Linked DNA regions of Homo sapiens: region 2 is linked to region 1. A link is a loop called in an ENCODE intact Hi-C map of the cell type or tissue named here. Cell type or tissue: endothelial cell of umbilical vein. All regions are shown on one strand. Each heading gives the region's core, and the rest is flanking DNA. Links, peaks and the distances in the headings are about the cores only. Region 1 has its middle 44 kb from the start of LINC02435. Region 2 has its middle 32 kb from the start of LINC01091.

The links. Peaks named below come from ENCODE experiments on the same cell type or tissue, not always from the same donor. Only the 100,000 strongest peaks of a DNase experiment are listed, where the experiment ranks them.
Region 2: a loop joins it to region 1, with 3 times the contacts of the local background. A loop is called at or near these places in 7 of 110 quality-filtered maps.

The regions. Positions count from the first base shown.
Region 1 is chr4:123,557,321-123,574,296 of GRCh38, reverse strand. No RefSeq gene overlaps it. Among named protein-coding and RNA genes, the nearest start is that of LINC02435, 44 kb to the right of the region's middle. RefSeq lists an enhancer at 9,091-9,592. In endothelial cell of umbilical vein, for the core only: a CTCF peak has its summit at 9,343; DNase peaks (open chromatin) are centred at 5,186 and 9,346; H3K27me3 peaks cover 170 bases.
Region 2 is chr4:123,609,337-123,625,780 of GRCh38, reverse strand. No RefSeq gene overlaps it. Among named protein-coding and RNA genes, the nearest start is that of LINC01091, 32 kb to the left of the region's middle. In endothelial cell of umbilical vein, for the core only: no CTCF peak of the experiment used is centred there; a DNase peak (open chromatin) is centred at 8,560.

The DNA of each region.
Region 1 (16,976 bases), core at 4,635-12,634:
GACACTGCACCGATTCTCTCTTCACAGTCCCATGTCAGCAGCTGGAAGGGTTCATCTTCTCAGATTTTCCTGCAAGCTCCAGCTTGCCCACCCAGGCCAATGCTTCAGTCATGTCTGAAATGAATGACTTCCACTCTGATCCTCCAACTCCCCTTTCTGGGCCTTCCTTTCCCCGATCCTCCCACAATTGAGTAAGGTTTAATTCCTATAATAAATATGTCAGCCCACACTCAAAGTGGCACTGCTTCCCTGCCGAACCTGGATGACACATCTCTATCACCTACTAGTGCTGGTTCTGCTTCCTACAAAACCTCCCAAGATTGACGGTTCTAGTACTTCTAATGACAGCCTTTTGAGGACTGGAGGTTGATTTCTCGTAGCAGAACTCATTCCTGCTGGCCGTCACACCTGGCCCTTCAGTGTTTCTGCTGGGTGTGGCTTCAAGCCCTCTCACATCTGGGCACTCTCTCTCATAAAAGCACATGGGATATTTAATCAGTTTCGTTTGTTTAAGTGGACCTCATTAATACCAGCTTTTGAAATCATTTTTCTTATTCCTTTATTCCACATATTCAGTATTTCTTCCAAATAGTCACATTTGACCCTATGCCTTTAATATCTTCATCTGACACAGTGATCCATGGGAAAACGGCAAAGACAAATTGCTGCTATTACAGACTTTTTTCCAAAAGGTGTCTTTGGGGTATGATTGTCATGACCAAGTTTTCATGTGGCCCAGGTAAATCAATATCTAACCTAGGAGACTTGGTCAAATTAGATAGCACAAAGGCTAAATAAATAAATAAGGATATAGCACCAGTGGCTTTAAACCTGGGAGAATGGTTCCATTATTGAAAATAGGAATAGACAATAGGGCAGATGTTTTCACATTGTATGCAAAATATACAAGATGATGCATTTCATTTTAGATGACTTGGGCTGGAGGTGCCTGGAGATATCCCTGAGCTGAAGATGATTATTTTGAAGTCATCTGCATATAAGTGATATTTGAATGCACAAAGGTAGATTCATTCTTTAAAAGATAATAAAGACATTTTTATTAAAAAGATAATAAACATTTAAAAAGATAAATATTTAAAAGATAATAGATAAATAAACAGAGGGGCCAAGAATAGTACAGTCCTCCCTACATATCTGTGGGGAATTGGTTCCAGGACCCCAACAGATACCAAAATCTGCCCAAGTCCCTTATGTAAAATGAGGCAGTATTTTCACATTACCTATGCACATCCTCACATGTACTTTTTTTTTTATAATTGCAACTTTTATTTTAGATTCGGGGATACCTGTGCAGGTTTGTTATATGGGTATATTGGTGAGGTTTGGGGTACAAATGATCCCAAATAGTAATGCTGAGGTTTGGGGTACAAATGATGCCATCACCCGGGTGGTGAACATAGTAGTCAATGGTTTTTCAACCCTTGCCCCTCTCCCTGCCTCCTCCCTCTAGGAGTCCCCAATATATATTATTGCCATCTTTATGTTCATGTTTACCCAATATTTAGCCTTCTACTTATAAATAAGAATATGTGGTATTTGGTTTTCTCTCCCTGCATTCAATTGCTCAAGGTCATGGGCTCCAGCTGCATGGTGCTGCAAAGAACATGATTTTGTTCTTTTTTATGGTTGCATAGTATTCCACAGTGTATATGTACGGTATTTTCTTTATCCAGTCCACTGCTGATGGGCACCTAGGTTGATTCCATGTTTTTGCTATTGTGAATGGTGCTGCAATGAACATATGAGTGCATGTGTCTTTTTGGTAAAACAATTTTTTTAAATATATATACCCAGTAATGGGATTGCTGGGTCAAATGGTAGTTCTATTGTAAGTTCCCTGAGAAATCTCCAAACTTCTTTTCACAGTGGCTGAACTAATTTACATTCCCACTCAACAGGGTATAAATGCTCCCTTTTCTCCACAGGCTCGCCAGCATCTGTTATTTTTTGACTTTTTAATAATTTCTGTTCTGACATATGAGATGGTATCTCATTGTGGTTTTGATTTGCATTTCTCTGATAATTCATGATGTGGAATATTTTTTCATGTTTGTTGGCCATTTGTGTGTCCTCTGTTCATGTCTTTTGCATACTTTTTCATGGGATTCTTTGGTTTTCGCTTGTCCCGTTATTTAAGTTCCTTACAGATTCTGGATAGCAGACTTTTGTCAGATGCATTGTTTGCAAATATTTTCTCCCATTCTGTAGGTTGTCTATTTATTCTATTGATAGTTTATTTTGCTGTGCAGAAGCTTTTTAGTCTAATTAGGTCCCACTTGTCAACTCTTGGTTTTGTTGCGATTGCATTTGAGGACTTAGTCATAAATTCTTTCCCAAGGCCAGTGTCCAGAATGGTGTTTCCTAGGTTTTCTTCTAGGATTCTTATAGTTTGAGGGCTTACATTTAAATATTTAATCCATCTTGAGTTAACTTTTGTATATGATGAAAATTGGGGTCCAGTTTCATTCTTCTGCATATGGCTAGCCAGCTATCCCAGCACCATTTATTGAACAGGGAGTACTTTCCCCACTGCTTATATTTGTCAACTTTGTGAAGAACAGATGGCTGTAGGGGTATGGCTTTTCTTCTAGGTTCTGTTCCATTGTTCCATATAATTTAAATCATCTCTAGGTTACTAATAATACTTAATACAATGTAAATGCTATGTAAATTGTTGTTAAGCATGTTTTTTAAAATTTGTATTATGTTTTGTATTTTTTATTGGCTCTTTTTTTGGAAATACATTAATCTGCATTTGGTTGAATTTGTGGATGCAGAACCAGAAGATATGAAAGGCCAGCTGTCCATTGGTAATATTTGTGTCATTTAAGCATATGAGCTTTTGAAAATTTAGCTACTCCTAGCACATTACCATCTACACATGAAAAGTTAAGGTCAGGGAAACACACCAATCTGAGTATTCAGGACTAAGAACCACCTGGCTAGTTAAAAATCCACATAGCCTTGATTCTCCTACTGTTGTTTCCCTAAGCCTGGTATTATTGAACAAAGAAGATTCTCTTATTTTATACATGCTATGATGAATAAGAGAATACAACCCAAACTGTAGAAGTCATTTTATCTAATTTTGCCCCTTTGCTGGAATTAGACTTTTATCCAATGTAAATGTCTTTAGGCTTTGGTCAGTAGATACAGAAATCTTTAAGTGAGACTTGAAACAGCTCAAATGTCCATCACTTGGGGACTGGTTGAATAAACTACGCAACTTAAAAGGGATGAGAGATAGCTGCACCTGCTGCTAAGCAGTGAATGCTGAGATAAATTGTATAGTTAAAAAAGATAAGGTGGAGGAAAATGTGTATAGTAAACTTACATTTATCTAAGAAAGTAGATGTGAACGAGATGCAAGTATCTATACATATTTGCTCCTGTAAAATAAAATTGAAAGATAAACCATGAAGTTTTTAAAAATTACCTATGGGAGAGGGGAGACAGAGATTGGAGGCCAACTTCTCTGAATATACTTTGTTTTATATAACTTTAAAACAAAAGTAAGGCTATTATCAAAATGATGAAAGATTAAGTGTTGGTGAGGATGTGGAGAAAAGGGAACCATTTTGTACTGTTGTTGGGAATATAAATAAATATAGCCATTATACATAAACAGTATGGAGGTCCCTCAAAAAATTAAAAATAGAGCTACCATATGATCCAACAAGCCACTACTGGGGTATATATCTAAACAACATAAAATCAGTATATTGAAGAGATGTCGTCAGCCCCTGTTCATTACAGTACTATTCACAATAGCCAAGACATGGAATCATGGTAAGCGTGCATCAAAGAGTGAATGGCTGAAGAAAATATGGTATGTGTGGCTAGACGCGGTGGCTCATGCCTGTAATCCCAGCACTTTGGGAGGCCGAGGCGGGTGGATCACGAGGTCAGGAGATCGAGACCAGCCTGGCCAACATGGTTAAACCCCGTCTCTACTAAAAATACAAAAAATTAGCCAGGCATGGTGGCAGGCGCCTGTAGTCCCAGCTACTTGGGAGGCTGAGGAAGGAGAATGGTGTGAACCCGGGAGGTGGAGCTTGCAGTGAGCTGAGGTGATGCCACTGCACTCCAGCCCGGGTGACAGAGCAAGACTCCATCTCAAAAAAAAAAAAAGAAAAAAGAAAATACGGTATGTGTACACAATGGAATACAATTCAGCCTTATAAAAAAAGAAAATTTTCTCATTTGCAACAACATAGATGAACCTGGAGGACATTGTGATAAATGAAATAAACCAGGCACAGAAAGACAAATACCACATGACCTCACTTACATGTAGAGTATAAAAAATCAGTCATATAAACAGGAGTGAGGCCGAGGGGTGGAGAAATTGGGGAGATGCTGGTCAAAGGAAACAAAATTTCACTTAGACAGAAGGAATAAGTTCAAGAGATGTATTGTATGTCATGGTGACTGCAGCTAATAACAACATATTGTATATCTGAAAATTACTAAAAGTAGATTTTAAGTGTTCTCACCACAAAAAATAAGTATGTGAAGTAATGCTTATTTAAAATCGCTTAGTCATTCCACACACGTATGTGTGTGTATATATATACATCATATTGTACACCATAAATATATATACATCATATTGTACACCATAAATATATACAATTTTTACTTGTCAATTCTAAAAAATAATTAAATTTTTAAAAACAAAATTAAATAAATCTAAAATAACTACACTACAATGCTAAAGCAAAATGAAGCAAATAAATTTAACTATTTTTTTCAAGTGACTTTAAAAGACAATGATTTCTACATCCCTATTGGTATATACTCTAAAGATGAAAAGAACTGCAAAATAAATTCAAACGGTTGTTTTACAATTGTATTTTAATAATATTTTATATTATTCTAAACCTATTATTAATTAGACACAAATTTATACAGAAAGATAAAACAAGTAAGTAATTCTCAGTAAGAACTAATCATTTATTTTCTCTTTAAAATGAAAGAAAAAGAAGGAAGAGAGGAAGGAACGGAGGAAGTGAGAAAAGAATGGAGGCAGGCTAAAACATAAACCAATTCAGTATCAATGAGCAGTCGTCATATCTAGGTTGTGGTTTCTAAAAAATACCATTTCCCATAAGGAAACTCAAGCTCCTTGGAAAAATAGCTAATTTCTGGTTTAGGGCCAGAAATGTACAAGATAAGCCTAGAACATCCTGTCATACCAGAAAATTAGAGAGCTATTGAAGATGACTGAAAGATTTATAAGCCTAACTTGAAAAGGCTCCCACTGGCTTCTTGGAGACAATTTGAGCATGGATTTTTTAAAAGATGCATCAAATAAATTCAAATAGGTTTAAACATTCATAACTTCATTACGACATTTAAAAACTAAGTGACTGACTTGGCCAATGTTAAGAAACCAACTCACTGAAACTAGTTTTAAAAAAGGGAGTTGGTGGCCGGGCGCGGTGGCTCACGCCTGTAATCCCAGCACTTTGGGAGGCCGAGGTGGGTGGATCATGAGGTCAGGAGATCAAGATCATCCTGGCTAACACGGTGAAACCCCATCTCTACTAAAAATACAAAAAATTAGCCTGGCATGGTAGCAGGCGCCTGTAGTCCCAGTTACTCGGGAGGCTGAGGCGGGAGAATGGCGTGAACCCAGGAGGTGGAGCTTGCAGTGAGCCGAGATCACGCCACTGCACTCCAGCCTGGGCAACAGAGCGAGACTCCGTCACAAAAAAAAAAAAAAGGGTGGGGGGAGTTGGGGGTCAATATAGATCTAGCATCCATCTGGCCTTCCCTATGCAAACTGTCCCTCAGAATAATCAAACAGCTAATATGATAGAAAGTATTCCAGCAAATAAATGGAGAAGAAATGATAAAATGGAATACCACCAATCTAGATAATAATCATCAAAGCTACTAATGTCACAAAATGGAGAAATACAGATATTATGTGCATTCTATGAAGAAGAGTGTGATTCTTTTTAAGTCTTTTTAGCAATATTTACAGAAATATTTATAAATAATATGACAGAATATCTGTGTGTTGTGAGGTAATGACATAACAAAAAAGGAAACTACAGACTAATATCCCTGATAAACATAAATATAAAAATCCTCAACAAAATACCTGCTAACTGAATCCAACAGCATATCAAAAAGATAACACACCATGATCAAGTGGGTTTCATACCACGAATGCAGGGATGGTTTAACACATGCAAGTCAATAAATGTGATACATCACATAAACAAAATTTAAAACAAAAATAATATGATAATGTCAATAGATGCAGAAAAAGTATTTGACAAAATCGAGCACCCCATTATGATTAAAACCCTCAGCAAAATTGGCATAGAAGGGAGATACCTCAAGGAAATAAAACTCATCTATGACAAACACACAGCCAACATTATACTGAATGGGGAAAAGTTGAAAGCATTCCCCCTGAGAACTGGAACAAGACAACAATGCCCACTTTCACCACTTCTATTCAATATAGTACTGGAAGTCCTACCCAGATCAATCAGACAATAGAAAGAAATAAAGGGCACCCAAACCACTAAAGAGGAAGTCAAACTGTCAGTGTTCGCCAATGATATGATTGCATACCTAGAATACCCTAAAGACTCACGCAAAAAGGTCCTAGATCTGATTAATGAATTTAGTAAAGTTTCAGGATACAAAATCAATGTACACAAATAAGCAGCACTGCTATACACCAACAACAAGCAAGCTGAGAAACAAATCAAGAACTCAATTCATTTTACAACAGCTGCAAAATAAAATAAAATAAAATACTTAGGAATATACCTAACCAAGGAGGTAAAAGATCTTGACAAGGAAGTCTTCAAAACGCTGGTGAAAGAAATTATCGACGACACAAATAAATGGAAACACATCCCATGCTCATGGATGAGTAGAAACAATATTGTGAAAATGGCCATACTGACAAAAGCAATTTACAGATTCAGTGCAATTCCTATCAAAATACCATCGTCTTCATTCACAGAACTAGAAAAAACAATCCTAAAATTCATATAGAACAACAACAAAAAAAAGCCCACATAGCCAAAGCAATACTAACAAAAAGAACAAATCTGGAGGCATCACTTTACCCAACTTCAAACTATACTACAAGGCTATAGTTACCAAAACAGCATGGTACTGGTATAAAAATAGACACATAGACCAATGGAACAGAATAGAGAACCCAGAAATAAAGCCAAATACTTACAGTCAACTGATCTTTGACAAAGCAAACAAAAACATAAAGTGGGGAAAGGACACCCTATTGAACAAATGGTGCTGACATAATTGGCAAGCCACAAGCAAAAGAAGGAAACTGAATCTTCACCTCTTGCCTTATACAAAAATCAACTCAAGATGGACCAAAGACTTGAATCTAAGACCTGAAACTGTAAAAATTCTAGAAGACAACATTGGAAAAGCTATTCTACACACTAGCTTAGGCAAAGAGTTCATGACCCAGAACCCAAAAGCCAAATGCAACAAAAACAAAAATAAATAATTGGGACCTAATTAAACTGAAAAGCTTCTACATAGCAAGATAAATAATGAGCAGAGTAAACACACAACCTACAGAATGGGAGAAAATATTTGTAAACTATGAAGCTGACAAAGGACTAATATCCAGAATCTGCAGCAAGAAAAAAAACAAATAATCCCATCAAAAAGTGGGCAAAGGTTAAGACTAGACAATTCTCAAAACAAGATATATAAATGGCCAACAAACATAGGAAAAAAATGTTTAACATCACCAATTATCAGGGAAATCCAAATTAAAACCACAATGAGATACCATCCTACTCCTGCAAGAATGGTCATAATTTAAAAATCAAAAAATAATAGATGTTGGTGCGAATGTGATGAAATAGGAACACTTTTACACTGCTGGTGGGAATGTAAACTAGTATAACCACTATGGAAAACAGGACGGAGATTCCTTAAAGACCTAAAAGTAGAACTACCATTTGATCCCTCAATCCCACTACTGGGTATCTGCCTAGAAGAAAAGAAGTCATTACATGAAAAAGACACTCGCACACTCATGTTTATAGCAGCACAATTTGCAAATGCAAAAATATGGAACTAGTCTAAATGCCCATCAACCACCCAGTGGATAAATAGAATGTGAGATAGATAGATAGATAGATAGATAGATAGATAGATAGATAGATAGATAGACAGATAATGGAATACTACTCAGCCATAAAAAATGAATGAAATAATGGCATTCACAGCAACCTGGATGGAGTTGGAGACTATTATTCTAAGTGAAGTAACTCAGGAATGGAAAACCAAATATCGTATGTTCTCACTTATAAATGGGAGCTAAGCTATGAAGATGCAAAGGCATAAGAATGATATAATGGATTCTGGAGACTTGAGGGCAAGAGTGGGGCAGAGGTGAGTGATAAAAGACTACAAATTGGGTACAGTGTTCACAGCCCGGGTGATGGGTGCACCAAAATCTCAGAAATTGCCACTAAAGAACTTACTCATGTAACCAAAAACTACCTGTAGCCCAAAAACTATTGAAATAATGACCAAAAAAAGGGGTGTGTGTGTGTGTGTGTGTGTAATAATCCAGGAAAGGGGCTGGGCAACCAGGGAAGTAGGTAGAAATATAGATAAAATAAGATTGGCCATGAGTTAATGATTGCTGTCAGTGTGGGAGATGGGTAAATGGGGAGGTCCATTGCACTATTCTCCTATCTTTATGTATGTTTGAAATTTTTATTACTAATAATAAATTTTTAATTGATTAGGCTTTGGAGCCAAATTGCCTGGGTTTGAATCCCAATTCAACTATTTAATAGCCATATAACCTTGAGCAAATTAAAGCAAGTTGTGAAACCTCTCTGTAACTCAGCTTCCCTATCTATAAAATAGGAGTGATACAAAGTCATTACTTCAATGGGTTGTTATGAAGATTAAGTGAAGTAATGTATGTAAGGTACTTAAAACAATTCCTGACATATAGTAGACACTTAAATGCTAGCTATTATAGTGTTCAGGGTCCACAAAATTGGTTGAAACCCTGACTTAGAATTTCTGGGCATTCAAACCCGTAAGACTGGCTCATGAGAAATCATTATTACTTCTCAATGAGGAGCACAATATAAATCCAACAACTTCCTTCTCTCACACACAACAGCTAAATAAGACTACGAAGACTGGTCAATCTTTCAATGCTCAACATTTTGACACTCTCTGCTGCTCCCAGTAGAGGCTTCAGGTCAATGTCACATTCTTATCTGTACTCCCCATGAAACGGCTGGGTTTCTTCTCTCACCACCACCTTTAGGGGGCAGCCCATAAGTATCTCGCTGAGACCTCTAGTGGTTGTGTTGGTTAGCAGAAAACACAGTGGACAGGAGTCAAAAGCCCTAGCTAGATTCTTATACTGTCTTTGTTCCTGAATCGCTGTATGACCTTGAAGAATCGCTTGCTCTTCCCAGAATTTAGATAACATAATGTTGACAACATTTTTGGAACTCTTGTCTGAAAATTCTCTTTAGAGACTATTAGAAAATTATTTGGAGCACCTTTTGCTAACGGCTAAGTCTTCAGCCTTTGAGGGTAAAATCATACTTACAGACAAGATCATTTGAATGAAATGCACAATAAAGCTGTCTCTGGTTTAAAACCAGGTGTAACTATTAATAAGGGAGACAATTTATTTTAAAAAGCATAGATTGACTTTTTAAAACATTCTAAAAGAAAGGCAGTAACAGAATTCTCAGATCAAATGTAAATAGTTTCTTTAGAAGATGTCTGCAGAGAACTTTTGGGGGGTGATGTTTATTAATTTTTCTTTAAACCAAGTTCATTAGTTTTAAATCTCACCTTAAGCAGAATCATAGTCTTTCATTTACAAAACACTTGGATGTATGGGTTTTGTCCTTTGTGCAGATGTAGTTATATAGGTTAAATTACAAATCAAAAATCATCAAATTATTTGTATTTCAATTAAACAGCTTAAAGAAACTCATAGGTACAAGTAGGAGCTAGGGCAGTTGTGTTGCACCCTGTGTGAAATGGAACTAATAATAGTGTCTCTACGGCCGGGCACAGTGGCTCACACCTGTAATCCCTATGCTTTGGGAAGCTGAGGTGGGAGGATAAGTTGAGCTCAGGATTTGGAGACCAGCCTTGGCAACATAGGGAAGCCAAGTCTCTACAAAAAAGAAAATGTAATAAGCCAGGTATGGTGGCATACACCTGTGGTACCAGCTACTTGGGAAGCTGAGGTAGGAAGATTGGTTGGGCCCAGGAGGTCAAGGCTGCAGTGAGTCATGACTGTGCCACTGCACACCAACCTGGGTGACAGAGTGAGATCCTATCTCAAAAACATTTTAAAAATAGATAGGTCGTTGAATGTGGGCTAATTTTTTTAATTTTTTAAAAATTAAAGGTTTTTTAAGGATTAAATGAGTTAATATATATAAAGTATTTAGATAGCTTATAATAAAAGTCAAGTAAGTATTAACTACTATGAACTTTATGAATATTTCACTGTTTCCAGTTCTCAAAAATGTAAATATCTCATTTAGTTTCATTTTTCATTCATCCTGCTTATGGCAAATGTGGATTCATATCACTGAGTGCACACACATTTTTGAGGATTTGAAATGCTCTTGAAGTTTTTTCCATACTTAGGCAGAGCATTCTTATCTAGATAGATAAGCTTGTATGCAAATAAATTGGTTTCTACTAAAGGGCTCCAACCCATCCATTAATCATGGGATAACTATATACTTCCAGTTTTCAAGAAAACAGCTATAAATATCTATCCATCAACAAATATTCACTGCATGCCAGCTATATCCAAGGAACATGTTGGGAGCTGTGGAAATACAAGGAAGGAAAAGTCATGAGCCCCATCCTCAAGAAGTCTGCCAGTTGAAGAAAGGAGGAAAATTTGCATACGGAGATGAATGGCTGTTTAAGAGAGCACATGGTAAGTGCTAAGTGACCAGGCACAGCGTCCATCCATAATGATATATTTAGTAGAAGACAGGCACGTAGGTAAAGAAATCCCTGAAGATTAGGGTGATTCAAACATCCTTTCAGAGGAGATGGACTTAAGCCAAGGATTAAGGGATGAGTAAGATTCCAAAAAAGGAGGGAGAAAGGCATGAACAAAGGTGAAGATAGATTTTTAGTTGACAAGGGGAGGTCTACACTGCCAAGGCAGAGCTGGTTTAAAGAAATTGTGGGAGAGTCAGCACAGGTATTGAGACTCTTGAAGACCAACCTAAAGAATTTCGACTTTATAAGTGATATGGAATAGCGGTTTTTGAACAATGCTTTGACATGAGTAAAGTGGTATTTTATTTTATATTTTTTAATTTTTTTTTGAGATGGAGTTTCACTCTTGTTGTCCAGGCTGGAGTGCAATGGCGCAATCTCGGCTCACTGCAACTTCCGCCTCCCAGGTTCAAGCGATTCTCCTGCCTCAGCCTCCTGAGTAGCTGGGATTACAGGTGGCTGCCACCACCCCCAGCTAATTTTTTTGTATTTTTAGTAGAGATGGGGTTTCACCATGTTGGCCAGGCTGGCCTCGAACTCGTGAACTCAGGTGATCCACCAGCCTCGGCCTGCCAAAGTGCTGGGATTACAGGTGTGAGCCACCTCTCCCAGCCATAAAGTGGTATTTTAAAACTTTTTCTAGATTTGGGGTCCATATAGTCTCCTATGGCTGAATCATCTGTGGATATAGGTATTTATATTCCCTTCTCTCCAATTTTCAAGAATTTTGTGGTCCATTTGCCTATGTTTACAGCACCTTTGGTTCATATAATCCCTCAGATTTGAGTTCATCTTTCCAAAACAGGAGAAGATTAAGGTAACAGACATGAGATTTGCTGCAAACTCTCTTCCCACACCCAGATTGATATACCTAATATATATCTTCCATAAATTTACGCTCTTATAAACACAGCAATCATATACATATATATGAGATTATTTTATTATCATTGTCAGATTTACAAAAGCAACATGCAATACATGTGCTTTACCATTGTGTGTTGGCCACTAACTTATGCACCATGAAAATGCCTCCAAGTGATTTTTAAGTCATTCTCTTTACTATTTCATGAAGTAATAATAACTACTATTTATTGAGTTACAATGTGCCAGGCACTGTTCCCACATGTTACCTATATCATTTCATTTGAGTCTCACAAAACCTTATGAGATTGGTGTCATTATTGTCCTCGTTTTATAGATGAGAAAACTAAGACACAGGGGCTAAACATCTTCCCCAGGACCATTCATTGTATGTTTAAGATGAACACAGAAATGGATTACAGCCCAGGCATCCGACACTAAAGCCATACCATTAACCACTGTGCCACACCGCTTAGCCCAGTAGTGGTGTAGGTCCTAATCAGCCCCTCACTAATGGACATTCTCTTTGATTCTGGATTTTTGCCACCATAATACTGCTGCAATAAATATCCTTGGTCATACATCCTGATCTATGGGTGTTTTTATTTCTTTCATTCAACTAATATTTACTGAATGCCTCATCAGTGCCAGGGACTATTCTGGATGCTGGAGTTCCAGTGATGAATAAGACAGATGAGGTCCTTGTTTTCACAGAGCTCACATTCTGGTGGGAAGACAATAAATGAATGAATCAATCAACAAATGAGGGAATAAATGAAGAATATGAAAAATAGGAGATAATGGTAAGTCATATACAGAGAGTTAAAATAGGGTAATGCAATATAGGCAGCCACTTGGTAATAACTATAGATATTTTTAATATGATATAGACCTCCAAATATGAGATTGCTAGGTTGAAAGGATATATTTTCAGTTTTTAATAATTACTGTTACTTTGCTTTCCAAAAGGCTTAATAATTCTCATTTCTACCAACAATAAAAATACAGATTTTATTATTATTTCTTTTTCTTTCTGGACACAGAGTCTTGCTCTGTTGCCCAGGCTGGAATGTAGTGGCACAATCTCAGCTCACTGCAACCTCCACCTCCTAGGCTCAAGTGATTCTCTTGCCTCAGCTTCCCAAGTAGCTGGGACTACAGGCACGTGCCACCACCCTCCATTAATTTTTTGTATTTTAGAAGAGATGGGGTTTCACCATGTTCGCCAGGCTGATCTCAAACTCCTGAGCGCAGGCAATCCACCCGCCTCAGCCTCCCAAAGTGCTAGGATTACAAGTATGAGCCATGGCGCCTGGCCAGAAATATAGAATTTTTAAATAAACTTTTTTTGTCTTCCTTCTATGATACTAAGAGAACTTGAAAAAATTCTTCCTTCTCAATAACTATACTGACCTATTTCAAATTCAACATAAATGTATATCAGCTACAAGGTAAATCTCATTTTCTATACATATATATATATATGAAATCAAGAATGTGCATCTCACTGAACACTCTCAAAGAAATGTATGTGCTTGCTGCTTGTCGATAAGTCGGGGGGGTAGAGAATGGTCTTGTCTCATGTTCTTAGTACAGACAGTGGAAGAGTTAACATTTCTTAAAGATAGTGGATCACATTTAATTTTTAGAAAACAGCAAGGAAGCAAGTCTAATAAGTTGAAAGGGACTCCTATAAAGAAAAATCTTGATAAACATTAAAAACAACCCTTGAGAGGCTGAAGTATTTTCAGGAGTAGCCATCAAAAGAATACCACAGAATCTATCTTTCAGGAGTAGCCATCAAAAGAATACCACAGAATCTATCACCCATAGCCTACGCAGTTAGACTTTCCCATCACATCCCCTTTCCTTGTTTATAGACCTGCCTGGTTATCACCAGTTCTAGGGGACTGTCATTATTTCAAGGACTCGTAAATATGCAACAGGTATTTCATGGGAGAAAATGCAACTGAATAACTTCTAACCACCCTAAGAAAGAGACAGGAGAAAAATGCAACTGAATAACTTCTAACCACCCTAAGAAAGAGACAGGAGAAGCGTCTGTCTGGCTCTCACCAGTCTCCCGACCCCTTCACCCATTCTAAGGAAAAGCAAGGAGGCAGCACTCAGACCTGGCTTCTCTGCAGAATACCCTGCCAATCCAGAGAGAGGGGATGACAGCATCCATATCTAAATCTAACCTCTCACTTTAAAGGTCTGCACGTTTTTTGTGTGCAGGAAGGCAGGGTTTTATTTTAACCATGTTTCACAAGCAAAAGCAATGGAAAGAATTCCATGCCTAATCTTTGTTTTTCCTCCCTTGAAATTTGATCATATTCCTAACTTTAGTCATACTGCCTGGTTTCCTTTCCTTAATGGAGTGAAATTTATGTCTGTGATTAGAGAATTGGCTTGGGAAAACCATTTGCGTTTTAAAAGTTATATGTTTTAAGAATAATAGATATGGAAATCCTAGAAGAAACCCAGTGTGCTTTGGATGTTAATACAGACATCATAATGACTTGCTATTTCTATCCCCAGTTAGTAAGTAATGGGCGTATTAAATTTATTGAGGATGGGGAGGAGGATGAAACTTTGAATTGAAAAATTTTCACAAAGAGCATAGTGATAAATTTAGTTATAGCCTACATGTACAGCTTTTTGACTAAAATATCTGAGGATTATTTTGAAAATAAAGAATAAGGTGACAGTCATTAAAAAGTTTTGCTGGAAGTGCATTTACTGTGTGATCCTTGAACTCTAGCATTCATAGTCACAGGGAAAAAGTAATCAGATGTTCCTTGCTTTATGCCATAGATATAGTCCTTAATTCAAACACATTTTCAATGTATCAGGGAAAGTCACTAAAAATGAAGCAATGTGGTCCGTCCTTAAGGGGACAAGGGACAAGGCAACAAAATGACCTTCACCAAATCACAAACAGGCTAAATTCCCCCTAGTTGGAAGCTGCAGGGAAGGAGCAAGAGCTCCGTCCTCATAGCTGCACAAACCAGGGTGTAAATCCCTCTACATTCTTGCTGTGTGGCTTAGAGCAAGTTACCTAATATTCCTGAGCTTCATCTGCAAAATGGGGTGTTATCAGTACCTCACTTCTGAGGGGTTTATGAAGGTGAAATGAGATCATGTATGTAAAACAGGGAAGGCATTTATTTCATTTTGGTTCCCTCCTTCTTCCCACCCAGTTTTTAGCCTGGCTTTGAGATCACTGAATCGGAAGAAAGGAGCCCAACAGAAAAAAAAGAGTTGGATATGGGGTAAAAATGAAGGGCTGCTTGGGAGTGGTCAGTACTGATTTGGCAGAACAAAGAACCAAAGAAATGCCACCCATACCTGAAACACAACCTGCAGCCAGCCCTCTGCTGCAGAGAGAAAATGCTTTAGTAATATGAATAATTGGCTCCTAATGCTTTTCATTTCTGAGTTTTTCTAATCAAGACACACCCATTCATTTACTACCTGCTGCATATAGCTTTGTGCTACTGTAAATATACTGTTTGTCACTCACTTCAATACTGATCATTTAAATGTTAAAGGTCTGTGATAGTCCTTACCCAAAAAAAGTCAAAATATTTATTAATTTTTTTACAACATGATAGTTTCAAAAATATGGTCCATGATATCCTAAGCATAACAAAAAAGAAAAACTGTATGACCCCAAGCAGTTCATGTAACATAAAAATTTTCAAATTTTCAAATATCACTATCACATAACATCCTCTTCCTTATAGGAAAGTATATTTGAAAAGTCTAGGTGTAAGTGACCCTGTAGGTTTTTGTTCTTTGTTTTTTTTTTTTTTTTAAGAGACAGAGTCTCACTCTGTTACCCAGGCTGGAGTGCAGCAGTCGTGCAATCATAGCTCACTGCAACCTTGAACTCTAGGCTCAAGCAATCCTCCCACCTCAGCCTCTCAAGTAGCTGAAACTACAGGCACTCGCCATCATGCCTAGCTACATCTTATTTTTTGTAGAGAGGGGGTCTCACTATGTTGCCCAAGCTGGTCTCAACCTCCTGGGCTCAAGCGATCCTCCCACTTTGGCCTCCCAAAGCACTGGGATTACAGGTGTGAGCCACTGTGCCCAGCCTTAGGCCTGTTAATAAGTTAATGAAATTTAAAATACAGAATTTAAAAGTGTGTAAAAATATTTTCTCACTAAGAACTTTCATATCTTCAGCCTTCATTTGTCATTTCCATCGAAGAAAGTCAAGTGACTTTGTTTAGAGGTCACTTTTCACAAAGGAACCAAATGTTGATCACTCCAGCAGAGTACTGGCTGCATCTATCAGGATGTGTGAAGAACAACAGTTGTGCTGAGGTGTGACCACTAAGGTGGCTGGGTAGTTTATTCACTGCACAAGGGCTTGCTGCCACACACAAGATGAAATTTCAGAGTTTTGGGTGCCATGGATATTGCAAATTATAATATGATGGACCTTTAAGGATGCCTTATGAACAGATGAAGCTGCCAATGTTATCTCCATAAATGTCAAATGCCTAACATTATAGATATAGGAGGCAGGATGCAGTTAATCTTATCCCCCAATCACGAGCACATACAGGAACTGGCAGGAAGTAATACATGCTTTAAACCAATTTTAAGGCCACGATCTTTTGCAGATAGATGTCTGTATTCTTCTGAACAGAGATGTGTAGTAGTCAGATATACGTTGGGAAATCCATGTCCCTCCTCAAGAGACCTGTCTGATGATGAGAAAATTGTCTTTACTCAAGAATCTAAATTACCCAATTTCATTACACCATGGTGTGGACCATCAGCGGCCAAGTATAATTTTTAAATTCATCTTTCTTTGCTCTCCTTTTCCCTGAAACCTACCTACAGAGTCAGCTAGGTGCTTGGTTTTATAGGCAATTTGTCACAGTTTTTTTTTCATAGCTAAAGATTACTGAAATATTTGAGACTTTTTTTTAGACAGGGTCTCGCTATGTTGCCCAAGCTGGCATGCAGTAGCTATTCATAGGAACGATCACAGCAGCCTCAAACTCCTAGCCTCCAGTAATCCTCCTGTTTCA
Region 2 (16,444 bases), core at 5,383-13,382, 51 kb before region 1:
GCATACATCAGAATATAAAAACGGGCATGCAAGCTTCATTATGGCAATCCAGGGATAGCATGGTTAGGAAGAAGAAAAAAAAATCAGAGATCAGTTAATAGCCTTCTCACTTACAGGAGAAATGGAGGTATGAACCAAGGAGGAAGATGTTACAGATGACTCCAATATCATAAGCCTGGTAAACAAGTGTCCAGAGTTGTCAATGATAATAATAGGCTAGTTGGGGAAAATGCAGGTTTGGAGAAAAACAACTGACTTCAGTTTGGGAACATAAATATTAGGTTGTATCATATACAATTGCCATTTAACCATTAAATTAATAATTTCATATGACACAACCTAAGGTTTTGGGTGGAGAGGCTTCTGATAAGTGGTATGTCAGACATGTGTCTGCTGCACTAAGAGGTGTATATGTGGATTTAAGAGTCATCTAGACAGGGCTGATAACATGGAACCATGTCAGAGGTTACATTTCCAAGGGTAGCAAAGAGGAGGACTGTCAGGGATACTCACTGCTAGAAAACAGAAAGAAGCCAGTGACATGAGGATAAAGAAGAAGCTCTGCCATCACTGACACTGAGGCCATAAATGACTAATGTTTCAGAAGGCAAAATCGAAAGCAAAAACATTGGGTACAGACCATGGTATAAGTGGTTACTGTCAAATGGCAATTGCAAGGCTGAGGCTGACAGGGATTGGGGGAGCAGGGGGTAAGGAAATATGGGTATAAAAATGTATATACATGTTCCATGAGTTTATCCTTGAAAAGAAGATAAAGATGCTTCCTTTTCTTTCTTAATGAGATGACATTATAAATAAATGGGAGTGGAGACCACTTGGTACTTTCTTAAAGAAAGAGACACAGGTATTTTTAATAGCAACAAAAAAAAAATCAGCAATAGAGCAGCAAATAGTACCAAAGAGAAAAGGGTAAGAACACAGTATCTGTTTACAGGAGACAGGATAACCCCCCACCTAATGAGAACTCACAGCCCTAGAATGAGTGGAAATACTGCTGGATGACTGAAGATTCCCCAGGAGTGGGGGTATTTCTGCTCTGTGACTTCATGGTGCCGGAACTTTAAGAAAAATGTTTGACAGAAACTTCCAGTGAAAACAATCTGTCCTTTTCCTTGGGTACTTACATTCTCAGAAATTATTATAATTGATAACGTCCATTAGGTAGTCTTGCTCCTGTGTGCAGGTAGAAAGCAGAAGACAGTTCAGATGAAGGAAGGAGGAGTAATTGATGGTCTTAACAGACTCCCTGAAAATAGGTGGGGGATGAACCTCTGTTAGAGGATGACCAAGAGTTGTAAGAGGTCACTGGAAATTTTCAAAATTCAGTGAAGTTGCTGGGAGAGAAACTCTTAAAGGACAAATGGTAAATTACATGCCACTAGCAGGAAGCGTAGAGACAGAGCAAGTTAATAATCATTAGTAAAAATCATCAAACTCTACTTCTACCACTTCTTTTATCCCCATCGCATGTTACTTACATACACACACACACACACACAGAGGGCCAGAATTACTTCTTATTCATATTTCTATTTTGCCAAGGACTCAGCACAGTGTCTTACACATAGTAGATGTTTAATAAAAATATTGGATGAATGGGGCGAAATCCTAGGAGGTTACTAGGTTGATAGTTAGAATTTATAACACAATGGTTTTAAAACAGATTAAATGATTAATGAAATTGAGCCCAATAATAACTAACATTTTGAGAGTACTTACTATGGGCTAAATTTTTTACATCAATTGCCTGATCTAATCTCCACAATGATCCTAAGAGGTAGAGATTATTATCATACTTTTACAACTGAGAAAATAATGAGGCTTAAAGAGGTTCAATATACTTGCAAAGTCACATTGCTATTAAGAGGTAGCAGAAGGATTCAAACTGGGACTCTGTCAACGTCATCTTATCTATAAAACATCTGGCCAAGTACCAGGCTTCTGTGAGGTGTGAGCTTCTTTACATAGATACTGTCACATAGTACAATGCAGGTCCCAATATGACAGCTAGCCTGCAACCTGGCATTCACACTATGTGGCTTTATCTGAGACCCTTCACCTTTCTCTTTTCTTATCTGCATAATAATAAATTAGACAACATCTTTAAAGTAGCTTTCAGGTCTGAACTTCTGAGACTTTAGATTTATTCCTAATAATGGAATTAAAGATGGTTAAAATTCTTGGCCCATCTTGGTTGGCTAACACCCAAAAGCACTGATAATCATATTCCACAAAACAGAGAGGTCTGAAAAAGCGTGAGCCTTAGAAAAGTTAGTTGCTGGTCTTAGAAATTTTTGTCAATCTCAGACAACTATTAATGTCACCAGTGGACAATAAAGCAAAGATTCTATAAAATTGTATGGTTTTCATTTGTCCAAACAAGCAGAGTACAAAGAAGTAGCCATAGAGAAAGTATATGTCACTCTCACCATATCCTCTGGAGGAACAGAATCACACATGAAGTAAAACTGGGGGGTCTAGGCCAGGAGCGGCGGCTCACGCCTGTAATCCCAGCACTTTGGGAGGCCGACGTAGGTGGATCACTTGAGGTCAGGAGTTCGAGACCAGCCTGGCCAACATGGTGAAACCCCATCTCTACCAAAAATATCAAAAATTAGCCAGGCGTGGTGGTTCGCGCCTGTAATCCCAGCTACTCAGAAGGCCGAGGCAGGAGAATCGCTTGAACCCAGGAGGTGGAGGTTGCAGTGAGTCAAAATCATGCCACTGCACTCCAGCCTGGGTGACAGAGTGAGACTCTGTCTCAAAACAAAAAAACAAAACAAAAAAAAACCTCAGGGGTCTAATATGTATGAGCACCTGTCCCCAAACAGTCATGAATTCAGTGATGCAATTTAGACAGTTTCTCTTATGAGAAGGCATACATTTTTAAAACCAAGGGACTCATATGACAACAGTATTTTAAAACATAATACCAGACACCTATTAAACTACCTCCTTCCAGCCACCAGGAGGTAGAGGCACAATATCCTGTCACCTAAATACAATATACTTGGACAGAAAAACACTTTCTTCACCCTTGGGCTAGTCAGAACATCAATTATCTAATTTTTCACAGCTCTCTACCACAGTCTTTCAAATGATGTTCAAATACTTCACAAGACTGGAACAATAAATAGGAGACGTAACTCTTCAGAGGAAGCAATGCACCTCCAGCCAAGAAAGTGGGAAAATCAAACTCAAGTATCCAGGCGCTGTAGGTTCACACTTAGTTACAGAATCCAGTCATTGAAAAGGGGTCATTGCACTTTAATATAAAATAAAATGGGTGAGTGGATTCTGTTTAGTTTGCCCTGAGGAAATTGGTCCCCCCCAATAAAGAGTGTCCCCCAAAGATAAAGTTACTTCTTATTTTGGGTATTTTTTTCTCTTTTTTTTTTTTGTAGACAGATTATCTCCCTGTCACCCAGGCTGGAGTGCAGTGGTGTGATCTTGGCTCATTGCAGCCTCCACCTCCTGGACTCAAGCAATCCTCCCATCTCAGCCTCCCAAGTAGCTGTGACAACCAACGCACACCACCACACCTGGCTAATTTTTGTATTTTTTGTAGAGACGGGGCTTTGCCATGTTAGCCAGGCTGCTCTTGAACTCTTGAGCTCAGGTGATCTACCTGTCTCGGCCTCCCAAAGTGCTGGGATTACAGGCGTGAGTCACCATGCCCAGCCAGGGAGGGTAGATGGCTGCAGGAATTCTTATAGCAACTGATTATATATTGATTGCATTTAATATGTATTGAAGCAGATTGTCATCAACTAGAAAACTATTATTATCCTTGTTGTTTCTCCCTCTTTTAGCCTCTCCAGATAAACTCAGTCTGACCCAAACCTACAAGTTGCAACAAATTTCTCTTTCAGGAATTCTAAAGCCTTTTTAAATGATAGATTACTTCTTCTGTTTATTAGTAGAAGGGGGAAAATCCTGCTCTTCGCCAAATCCACCAAAAAGTATTTGGTAAATCACTATAAAACACCAGAGAAAATGTAATGACTTCTCATCTTCAGAAACTAATTAGCACTTTGCTTTGCAGTTAAACCATAGGGCATTATTTGCAGAAGCGAATAAGGATGAATAGTCTATTTTCTCATTAACTGATAGAGGGAGAAATGTAACAGCTCCCATGACCATCTGAGTGTTAAATGAAAGGAAGTCTCACTTTCACAGGAAAACCGCCCTCAGTAATAAAGATGATGACTCTGACCCACTAGGTTGGCAGCTGGGTCCGGATTCTTGGGAAACCAGCCCCTGTGGTTCACCTCACTCCCTGATAATGACAGGCCCTTGCTTTCCCCACAAGCCTGAAAAGGAAATAAAGGAAAAAAAGAGAACACTCTAAAAATAAGAAAGAAAAGGAGAGTAGTGTCCTTGCCAATGCTAGTAACCAGGAGGCCTAGAAAGAGATCACTGGATACCCTGCCATTTATTGCCCATTTCCAACCATAGGAAGCTGGGAGGCAAGCTTGCCAAAGGGAGAAAAAAAAAAATGTTCTCCATCCTTCCTGTTGACAGGAATAGAACAGAGTCACGTACCTCATTCCAGCTCCATTATTTTTCCTCTGCTGCGTAGGGTAGCTTTTTTAGGTCAAAGTTTTTAAGAAAAAGAATTTTAATTATATCTTCAAGTTTTAAACCCCCACCTTTTATGTATCTTCTACTTTCTTCCATTACCTCAAATGAATTTATAGAAATAAAAGACTGTTTTAATCACCTAATCTAAGAAGTCATGTTGTCTTCCTTAAATGGATCAAAGTTAAATAATTAGAAGTTCCCTTCGTCCACTATTCCAGGGTGAGCCAGCTATTTCTTGAGATTGAGCTTGCACTTAAAAAAACTAAAACACACACAAAAGAACCCACTTCTTCCCATAGGGAAAATAAGGTCAAATTCCTAGAATAAGAAACCATAATAAATTTAACTTTACTAAAAAAGCCAGTGGTTTGAGGAATGCTCAAACCCAATCCCCAATCCACTAATTCATTACATCTCTAAAACAAAGAAAGTAAACACTGTTATTAATACATAATTATTTGTATATTCTTCTCTAAGTAGAAATTTTACAAAATAGAAGGCTTTCCCTAAAAACAAAAGCTTTGACTTATTATACACTGGAAATTCTGCAGAGAGATGAGGTGCTGTCAGGGTGCACTTTCTCAAAGCTTTTTATATACAATACTCAATAATTTCCCCCACTGTCTGCAGGCTCAGCATTCCACCCTCTTCTCAGTCGCTGCAAAACTTCTAGATCCTTTCTTCCTTTCACCACACTAATCCCTCTGCCTGAATCAACCCTTCTTCTTCCCTCATCCACTCTCTTTGCTTCTCCAACTTGATCTCATTCTTCATGTTTTGGTGGAAATGGAAATTCTTGCTTGAGAAATTCTTCCCTGAATTCCCAGTCTACATTTTAAAGCCCACTCTTACCCAACTCCTCACCATTATTTGCTCTCATGCACTCTAACTTGTGTTTCATAGCCCTTAAAACTCTCATTTTGTGGTAAATTCATTCTTTGTATAATCATATATTTAATGGCTATGTAATTTTTATGTAATGCCTCCCTTCTATGTTTATACATTCAAGATAGTAGGAGCCATATCCTTCTTGGTCACCACTTGAGCATAATGTAAATACTCAATGAAATGTTTTGAATGAGTGACTAAAGATTTGTTGAAAGGTTACTTATTGGGTACAATGTTCACTATTTGGGTGATGGGTACACTAAAAGCCCAGACTTCACCACTACACAATATACCCATGTACCAAAACTGCACTGGTACTGCTAAAATCTGTAAAAACAAAAATTAAAATTAAAAAAAAATTTAAAGATGTGCACCAAATGTTCATTACCATTCTATCAACTCCATATTATTTTTTATTTTCTGGAAGCTCTACAGAATGAAGATTGGAGATATTTCATCAGAAATCATACTGTCTGAAGCAATAAAATTAAAAAAGGAAAGCAGTCAATAAATCTCTGACCTGTAAAAAAGAAAACAGTAAATAAAATAAACTTTACCAAATAAAGAGCCACTGATTTTGCTGGACACTAAATCTAGAAAGGCAAGTTGAAAGGGTGAGAGGGAATCAGATTATGGAGAGTTAAATTTGGACTTTAATATAGTATAAACAATCAAAAGTATTTGCATAATAAAGTGACATGATAAAGTTGGAGATTATTCCAGAAGTAAAGTTCAATACTGATTCAAGGGGTAGAGCAACCGATTGGGAAACTAAATAGTCTAGGCTTTATGTAAGTAAGGCTCAGTTATTGAGATAAGAGTGGAAATGGGAAAGAAAGACTCAATTATCAGAGATCATGAAAGAGGATTGATAAGACTAGGTGCAGGAGAAGTGCTCACAATTCCTAGGGATATCAAGCCCAGGTGAAATAGGCAGAGAAGAATGGAGAGGGGCCCACCATAAAGCAGGGTCCTTCAGCTACCAACTCTTTGAGTGACCTTAAATAAATCCCTTAACCTCTTTAGCCTCACTTTCTTTATCTATAAAATGAAAAGGGTAGACCAGATGATCACCAAAATTGAGCATTCTCTGAATGTGGGTATTCATGGAAACCAGGGAGTCAGCAAGAGCCTTTGATTGGGGGAAAAAAAAAAATGTGTTTCATGCTGGATATTGTGAAATTGTGACATAATAAGAAATATATATATATATATGCCTTGTTTCTGGCTCCTGAAACAGCTCTGGAGCTCATTAAGGTGAAAGTAGCATCTTCTGTTTTTCAGAACAAGCCCCTTTTAATCACACCTGAGTTTATGTTAATAAAGTAACTTTTGGGAAGTCCATAAGGGGTGTGGGGGAAGCTGTTTGCCAGAGGAACTAACCAAGTGATTAGAGAGTTGCAACTTTCAGCCCTACCACCTGACCTCTGGGGAAGGGAGAGGAGCTGAAGGTTGTGCTGATCACCAATGGCCAATGATTTCATCAGTCATGCTTATGTAAGGAAGCCTCCATAAAACCCCTAACTGAAGGGATTCAGAGAATTTCCAGGTTGGTGAATAAGAACAAATCCCTTTGTCGAGAGGCTGATGCATCATGAGGACAGAAGCTCCTGTTCTTGGGACCCTGGCAAACCTCACCTTATGTATCTCTTCATCTCATTATTCATTTATATCCTTTAAAATATTCATTGTAATAAATCTGTAAGCATAAGTAAACTTGTCCCTGGGATCTGTGAGCTGCTGTAGTAAATTATTAAACCTAAGGAAAGGAGTATAGGAACCTCTGATTTGTAGCCAAGTCAGACAGAAGTCGTGGGTAATCTGGGGACCCACCACTTATGATTGGTGTCTGAAGTGGGAGACGGTTTTGTGGGACTGAGCTCTTAATCCGCGGCTTCCATGCTAACTTGGGGCAATTAGGATCAGAGTCAAGTTAAATTTTAGGATACCTAGTTGGTGTCCACTGAGAATTGGAGAATTGGTTAGTGTGGGGGGAAAAAAACCCACACATTTGGTGTTAGAAGTGTTGAAAGAGTATACAAGCAGAAACAGGAGTTTTTCATTTGAATCTGTTGAGTTTGAAGCAAAATGAGACATCCAGAAAGAGCTCTCCAGCAGGCAGTTGGAAATACAGGACAGCTGAGCCCAGAAGAAAAGCAGGCTGGAGACATAAATTTGAGAATCAGAGGCCTCAGGATTTAGCTGAGATGATGGGGGTGCATAGGATAGCAGAGTGAAAATGTGAAAACAGAAGCACATGTGGTCAGCTCACACCCCTTTAGTCTAGGAAATTCTTGTGGCCTTACATCTCCCTGGGGGTACAGGGGTTCATTTATGGTCCAGGACAGGGCTTCTGATCCAACGGCACACTTGCACCTTCTTTATTTCAGACTGGTGGCAAACTGTAACTGGTAAGGTGGGAATAAAGGGAGCTAAGAGCTTTTATTCCCCATTGGTTCCTTTGGCAAGTGGAGAATACCTGAAGTTGTGTTACAGAGGTCTTAGGTCTCCACTTAAAAGCCATTTACCTATTACACCCCCCGCCCCCGCCCCATCCCGTCCCAATGCCTCCCTGCCCTGGACCACTTGAGAGTTACCCAGAAGCAAAACTGACCACAACATTCATGCAATGCTGCAGTGGCCGACTTGAGAGAGACCCTGGTCCTCTGTCTTTCAATCCAATTCTCTTTGCCAGTAATCACCCCACCTATTAAAAGCATATGTGCGACACCTTTAAAATTCTCTTTGCCCTTAACTGTGAATAGTGTTTCATTGTCTGCTGCCATCCTACCAGAGAGGGAGCATTGTGTAGTCGGACAAAACTTACACCCCTGAGCAGCAGAGAGCTCAGTTTCCTCTAATGATCCCCAGGCAGGCGAACATTGCCAAGGGCATGATTGTATATGGGTTCTTCTGGAATTGCATATGGGAATACTGTTGCTATGTGACCTGAGCCAAACAATCCTAGAGTCACCTGACATCCTCCATCCAACATTTAGGAGTCATCAAACTTAATTTCCCCTTTGTGCAATAAAACACCAAGAGGAAGCTTTAATAGATTGTATTATGTAACGGTTCTATAAAAATAGCAGGCCAGCGCTGGAGCACTTCCTTCCTGGGGCCCAGTAACCTATGCTGAAAGGATACACACTGGTTGCCCAGGCAACCATGAGAGATGACACTAGGGAAAAAAAAACAGCAACAAAAGGACCATTTTTTGGCTCCGTCAAATGAGGTCTGGTTTCAAGCTTGTGATACAGTGAATACAGACGGCCTAGCACAGAGCGAGGGAACCAGTTAGTGATTCTACTCAGGCATCAGTAGCCTTGCAAAGCTCCCCCTGCTTTCATGGTTTTTTTTTTTCTCTCTCCCTTCTTAAAGAGAGGGAAAAAAAGCTTTCCCCTCGCAATTTCATTTTTTATTTAAGCAAGCAAAATCTTTTAGTGATTTTGAACTGTAGCAATCAGGAAACAATGTTTATTCTAGTCTTTCTTTCTCTTCCCAGGAGTTTGAAAAATAATTTCAGTTACTTGCAATTGTCTTTTATTTTCTCCTAGTTTGTTTGGGGTTTGGTTATGCAAGAAGAACTGGTTTAAAGGCAATAACCTTTATAAACAACAAAAATAAAAAAGTAAATCACAGATGCTCAAGCAATAATGCATTTTAAAAGTAAATAATAACCATTTATGAGATCCCTCTTCACAGCAGACATCAAAGGACTTTGTTTTAATAGATTGAAATCTTCTCTCTCCTGCTGTACTGAATTAGAACCCCTAAGTTTTATTACCAACATCATCATCATTATTATTGCCTTGCAAAATGGACTGCCATTTTAATTTCAGAAAATTGGTTTTCCCAATATACTGAGAATAGTGGCAGAAGGTTTTTAAATTCCTGACATGTGCCTAAACATTTTTCCTCTCACAGGGAGGAAAAAGACCCTCAGGGATTTACAAACATGATTTGGAACCTCAGAAAAATAAAATCAAGGATGAATCAAATGAGATTAAGTTCCAGATCTCTAATATAAAGCAACATCAATAGTTCTTTCAAAGCGATTCTTGAAATCAGTGCTCATAAATATGTAATGCACTTTTTATCTAAAAGACCTGTTTAAATCCTCATATAGTAAATTATTTATTTCAAGATTAGGTACTCAGCACAATGCAGACACCCTCTGATCAAGTGGGAATAAAATCTGTGAAAGCAAATGGTAAGGCATTATGCAAATGTAAACTGCTGTGATTATGATTATCCTGTGAATGGGTAGGTTTGAAGGAAGAAAGCCAAAAAAAAAGAATCAATTATGTATTCTTCAGAAAAAAAAAAAAAAATCTATCCTGTCGCTTCAGGCCCTGAGCCTGCCTCTTGTGCCTCTCACAAGTGAATTTAAACCCTCACAGCATCTTTTAATCATTTGCTTGCTGGCAATTAACTAATATTAAGACATAGACCAAAGGGAAATGGAGATTAAGAAATTATTCATTTATTTTTATCAATGTATGTTGCCAAATTGGAGGTTCTGGTCTATGAAAGATCCCATTTAAGGCAAAACTCCAGTCCTTCCCCATAAAATTGGTCTGATCATCTATTTACCAAATCTGGGGTCTCCTCAAGACAGATTTAGAGATAAATTAATCCATAAATATCAAATGCTGTGTGAAACACCAAACACCCTTTATTATCAAAGTTGCAAACACAGGCTTGGGACCCTGTGTCTTTGGAGAGAATATATGCAGAACATATGTGCCCTAAAGTTACGGGGCCTTATTTTCCTTTTGTGCAAAAGGTTTTGAAATACACAGGACTAAGTTACAGATAGTTGGGTTTTATCCAGATCTTTATTTTGACTCTAAAAAAGGACTGAAGAAGTCTTTGATAAAACCAACTAGAGATAGCATCAAATAGTAGCTCAACTCGAAGGGAGAAGCCTGACTTCGAAGAAATAGAATGTTATCTTGCGTGGTCGGCAATGTATCTTTCTGATCTGTGATTTTAACTTACTGATGCTTAAGTACATGGCACAAAATAAAGTATACAAGAGTTACGAAGCATGATATGTGCCATTTAATGGAAAAAATACTAAATAAAATTAAGCTTGGGTAAATATTTCCCAGGCTGAAAGTTCTGATTTAGCTTCCTGCATGAACTATATCAATATGAACAATGAGATAATCATGTGGTCATTCCTTTTAGAGGTTGAAGAGTATACAGTACTTTTTATATATTTATATATGAGGAAAGGTACATAATGAAGTATAAGTACCAGTGTTCCTTAAAGCTTGCTATACACAAGGCTGTTCTGCCTTGTAGGAACTTACACTCTAGATTGGGGTTTAACACATAAACTTTTACAAAAATAATTACCACTACTAAGCACTGGGTAAGCACTGCCGCTAACAAATACAAGAAGAGATATTCCTGTGACAGAGATCTCTGTGAGCTAGACAGACCAGGAAAGGCTCCACAGAGGAGTGGGAACTGAGGTCCTCCTGAGAAAACAAGTAGGATTTAAGCATATAGAAAAGAGTAAAACAGAAGGGCAAAGGTGTAGCCAAAGAGGCCCAGATAATAACATCCACAGCATGTTCAGAGGATCTTGAAGAGATAGCGGGATTGGAGGTGAAAATAGGGTCCGAAGGAGAGAAATGGTGGATGGCAAGGCAAGAAATATCATTATTTGGATATATAGGAAAGAAAATATAGATCACTAAACATGAAATGTTGAGTTACAAGGAAATTTAAACATCATTTTCACGTGATTTGGGGCAAGACACTTCTTGCCTCAATTTCCTTGTAAAATGGAGATAATAATAGTAATAATGACAGTAATGTACGATGCTTTACACAAATTATTAGTTGTCATCTTGCTCAGCTCCCTCGGTTTACATTTTAATTTCATTTCATATACCATTTCTATGTTGATTTATTTGGTCTCAAGTTGTGATGTCTATTTGGGGAGATTAGATACCGCCAATCCAGGTCACAGCCATGTCTTTTTTTTAAAGATCAACAGAGGAGTCGAAGACGTAAATTCTCTCCCACTGCCCAGAGGCAGGAGAAATGTTGAGTCATAAGCAGGGTTATCTCCAGATTGAGTCAGTCCCCAAAAGAGATCCCATCATTTACCCCTTTACCTTCTCATCCATGGGTGGCCAAGAGGAGGATAGCGTCGTGGAGTCAGATCAAAGGGAATGCCCACTGGCGCCCTCTCCCCATGGCTGCCAGCTCTCCAACCTACTTCTTGAGAAGTCTGATTAAATGCATGAAAGGTAAAGGGTACCTGCTACCAGACACCAGTTTCTCAGGCTCCTAGAATGGCTCTGACAGCAACAAAAATGACTCATTTTCCAAACTTGATACTCTGTCTAGCTCCTGAACAATAGGGGAGATTCTCCCCCTTTGCCTATTTCTTTCAAAGTATCTTGATTTTCCATAACACCTCTCTCATCCTTGTTGCACGTCAAGCCATAAACTCATGGAACCGCTTACTTGTGGCCACTTCATTTTGTTTACTTAAAGATTGTTTTCGTGACTTTTAAAAAGCCATGCCTGCATCTGGAATTTGTAATTCTAAGTCACAGAAAGACAGTTGTTATGTATTGTTTAAAATTTGTTTAATAAAAAGGAATTTCTTTGAAAACATCAGGCCAAGCTTATGATGTAAATTTACTGTCTGTAAATTTACAATGTAGTGACAGAAACTATAACACAGTATGTTAATTGATCAGTGCTGTAAGAAACATTCACTACAACAGTGAAAGAGTAGATGATATTTCGTTTAAAAGACATTAATCCAAGACAGGAATTAAGATGTTTTTCTTATAGGTAATTTCTCCTTTTACGGTGCTTTTTTTTTTCTTTTCATTCATCTGTATTTGCTGACTTTTCTATAAAAACAATATAAATGTCTTACATAATTAGAAAAGAAAAAGCAAGTAAGATGTTGATATATGACTTCAGACTATTCAGTAGGTGATTTTCAACTAAAAATCACTTAACACCAAAAACTTTCTTTTTTTCCAGCCCTTCCTGCAGATCCAGATACATTGATTTCAAGCATATTTCAGAGGCTGATCAAGCCCAAGTTCTGAAACAATGTGCTCACCTCTTCCTGAGCCATATTGTTGCTTAAAACAAATCAGAAATCGATCCTGGCCTTTGACTATGGTTCTTTAGAAGAGGAAAAATGAAGCATTTAAAGAGTAGGCTCTCTTAATACCTCCAGGTTCACAGTTGATATTTCCATATGGGCTCAAGCAAAAAGACAGCAGGAGATGATAAGGTCCTTTGCAAGACCTTACCTTGATTTTGAGTTACATTATATATATTCTACTAAAGACTTTCCTGGATACAAAAATTATATATATCCTGGGAGCAGAAACCTAAGTTCCTCTCCAACACTTGGGGAAAAGCCACTTGGGGTAGTACTCTGTTCACCTTATGTACCAAAACATTAACTGAGGACCTGTCCTGATCACTACGTGGCAGACAGGGTAGTGAACTCACTCTGACTCCAAGGAGGCTATGCTGTAGAAGGACAGATAAAACTGGAAATGTACCATAAGAAAGTTGCCAAAGAACACAAGTTGTGATATGGTCACCATTAGCACCATTCCCTGATGTTTCTGGGCCTTGTTCTTTGGAGTATGTGGTAGGATTGTTCTTCCCTGCCCCTTTGAAGTTAGCTGTAGCCATGTGATTTGCTTGGCTAATGAAATGTGAGAAGTGATGTGCATCACTTTTAAGCAGAAGCTTTAAGAACCAACACGATTCACTACAACCCCTTTCGCCTGCCACAGTGACCTGCGTTATTCCAGACAGTGAAAGCTCTGGCAGACGAGGACCCTGAATATGGACAATATGGAGCAGAGTTCCTGCCAGCCTGAGATGGATGTGCAAGAAATAAAGTTTTGTAGTTTTAAGGTACTAAGATTTGGGGTTAATTTTTACTGGATCATAACCCAACCCATCTTGATTAACACATAGTTAATTCTCACACCAATTCTATATTAGTTACTTTTATTATCTCCATTTTACAACTTAAGAAATTGAGCTGCCGGGCGTCGTGGCTTATGCCTGTAATCCCAGCACTTTGGGAGGCCGAGGCGGGCAGATCACGAGGTCAGGAGATCGAGACCATCCTGGCTAACATGGTGAAACCCCGTCTCTACTAAAAATACAAAAAAAAAAATCAGCCGGGTGTGGTGGCACGTGCCTGTAGTCCCAGCTACTCGGGAGGGTAAGATGGGAGAATCGCCTGAACCCGGGAGGCAGAGTTGGCAGTGAGCCAAGATCACGCCACTGCACTCCAGCTTGGGCGACAGAGCGAGAATCGGTCTCAAAAAAAAAGAAATTGAACCATAAGGAAGAAAAGAAGCTTGTCTGTGGTAAGTCAAAGGGAATAGTTATATATCTTACCCATTTTCTACTTCAGGAAACTGAGTCTTATATGTAAAGTGACCTGCTTAAAGTCACACAGATCATAGGTAAGGAGGTCAGACCTGTTCTCTTTTCATGATTCTTTGCAGTAAATGGTTATGGCAAGCAATTGGATTAGACAATAGGAAGTGGCCTAAATGGGAGAGATCTCTTCACCTCAGAGCTAATAGGAGTGGCTTTCAGAGAAGAGCTAACATCAGCATTGAGCTCATGATGGTCAGATTTGTTAAGTTCCAAACCGGCAGAAGAAATAGCATCATGCACAGGTGGAGATAGAGAACACTGGACCCAGGGTCAGATAGGGGAGTAGTGGCAGGTGATTCTAAAAAAGAAGGTTGGGTACAGATTGTATACATTCTTGAGTGCCATCCTTAGACATTTTGACATTTTGACTTATCTGTAGGCAACTGAAAGACTGGATGACAGTGAAAATGGTGATTAGATATATTCATTTAGCCACCTCTCTCCACACGGTCCAGACTCGACAAGGACCAGTTAACAGTTCAAGTGATAATTTTTTTTTTTTTTTTGAGAGAGAGTCTACAAAAAAAAAGAGTGCAGTGGCACAATCTCGGCTCACCGCAATCTCCAACTCCCGGTTCAAGAGATTCTCCTACCTCAGCCTCCCAAGTATCTGGGATTACAGGCACATGCCACCACGCCCAGCTAATTTTTGTGTTTTTAGTAGAGATGGGGTTTCACCATGTTGGCCAGGTTGGTCTTGATCTCCTGACCTTGTGATCCGCCCGCCTCGGCCTCCCAAAGTGCTGGGATTACAGGCATAAGCCACTGCGCCCGGCCTCAAGTGAAAAATTTTAAGGGCATGAATTGCAATTTAGCCCATACAGCAGACAGGAGAAGATGAATCTATCATATCTCATAAAGGAATAATTCCAGGACCAGCTTAGCTGATTGATAGGGGACAGGCCAATGGTGATGGACATGTAAATATATATGTTAAGAATAATAGAATGCTGCTTTACAACTGTATGTGAGGAGTTTGCTTAAATATCTGATACTATAAATTTGACAAATATCATACATTTCACTATCAGCAAAGACCTAGCGATGCTAGAAAAAATAGACAGTAGTGGTGTAGTCAGAAGAGCACGGACTTTCAAATAAGATTGGCTTACCACTTACTACCTGTGTGACCTTGGGAAAGTTGGCTAAGTCTTTCAAAATCTCAGTTCCTTCATCAACCTCAAAGGATTAAATGCTCCAGTGTATATTAAGAAATTTGCAAAGTGCCTAGTTCATAGTGGGCACCCAAGAAACATCAGTTTCTTCCATTAGCATTCCAAACTAGATGCAGATACGTATTATACAATGTTGTTTAATAATCCCTGAGAACACCCAGTGTGCATTTATAAATCCTAAATTAGCTAAAATACGCTGCAAACACATTTTCTTATTTTTCTCAATATATCTTTTCCAAAATAACTTACCATTAAATTATGTTACTATCTGTACTTTAAAAGTTTTTAAACCTGCTCCCTGGGTGACATTGAAAGAGCTGAATTAAGAACCATAAAGTGACTTTAAGCCTTTCCCCCAGTTTAGCAGACACTCCATACCGAACAAATATTAATCATCCAGAGCAGAATGAAGATTTAGGAGAAGATGATGGAATTTCCATAGCTTCCTTCAGCTACTCATTCAAGACTAACAGCATTCATTTGTCAAAGATAGCTATCTCTCTTATATTTACGATAACCTCTGTTACTGTTTGCTCCTTCCCCAACCCTGACAAACATAAAGTTGGACAGAGAAACATTTAAAAGAATGGTTGGCTACAGCATATCAATCCTGGCTCACCCTCTAATCCAACAGCAATATAATCACAAACAAAGCCTCTTTCCAAGGATGTGGTACCTGGGGAAGATAGTCTTTCAACAGTAGAAATATACCTATCCAGGAAGACACTAAAGCTCATTTACTAAAGACAGAATCCAAGTTTATATGTACTAAGTACTAAGTAAATATACATTATAAGTATTTTGTGTTCCTGTGCATTTTGTATTACACATAATAACATCAATAAATAGTTGTTATACATGTTTTAGAAACTACTTTTAGGCCAGGCGTGGTGGCTCATGCCTGTAATCCCAACACTTTGGGAGGCCGAGGCGGGCAGATCATATGAGGTCAGGAGTTCTAGACCAGCCTGGCTAACATGGTGAAACCCCATTTCTAACAAAAATGCAAAAAATTAGCGGGGTGTGGTGGCGCCCATCTGTAATCCCAGCTACTCGGGAGGCTGAGGTAGGAGAATCACTTGAACCCAGGAGGTGGAGGTTGCAGTGACCTGAGATCACGCCATTGCATTCCAGCTTGGGCAACAAGAGCAAAACTCCGTCTCAAAACAAAAAAAAAAGAAACTACTTTTAGCTCTTACAAAATAGATGTATTTTTAAATTCTCTGGCAATGTAGGAGGGAATTCTAGATACATTGCTTTGTTGTATCAAGTATAACTTTCTTAAAGCCATGAGAAGTTCTCAGCTTTTA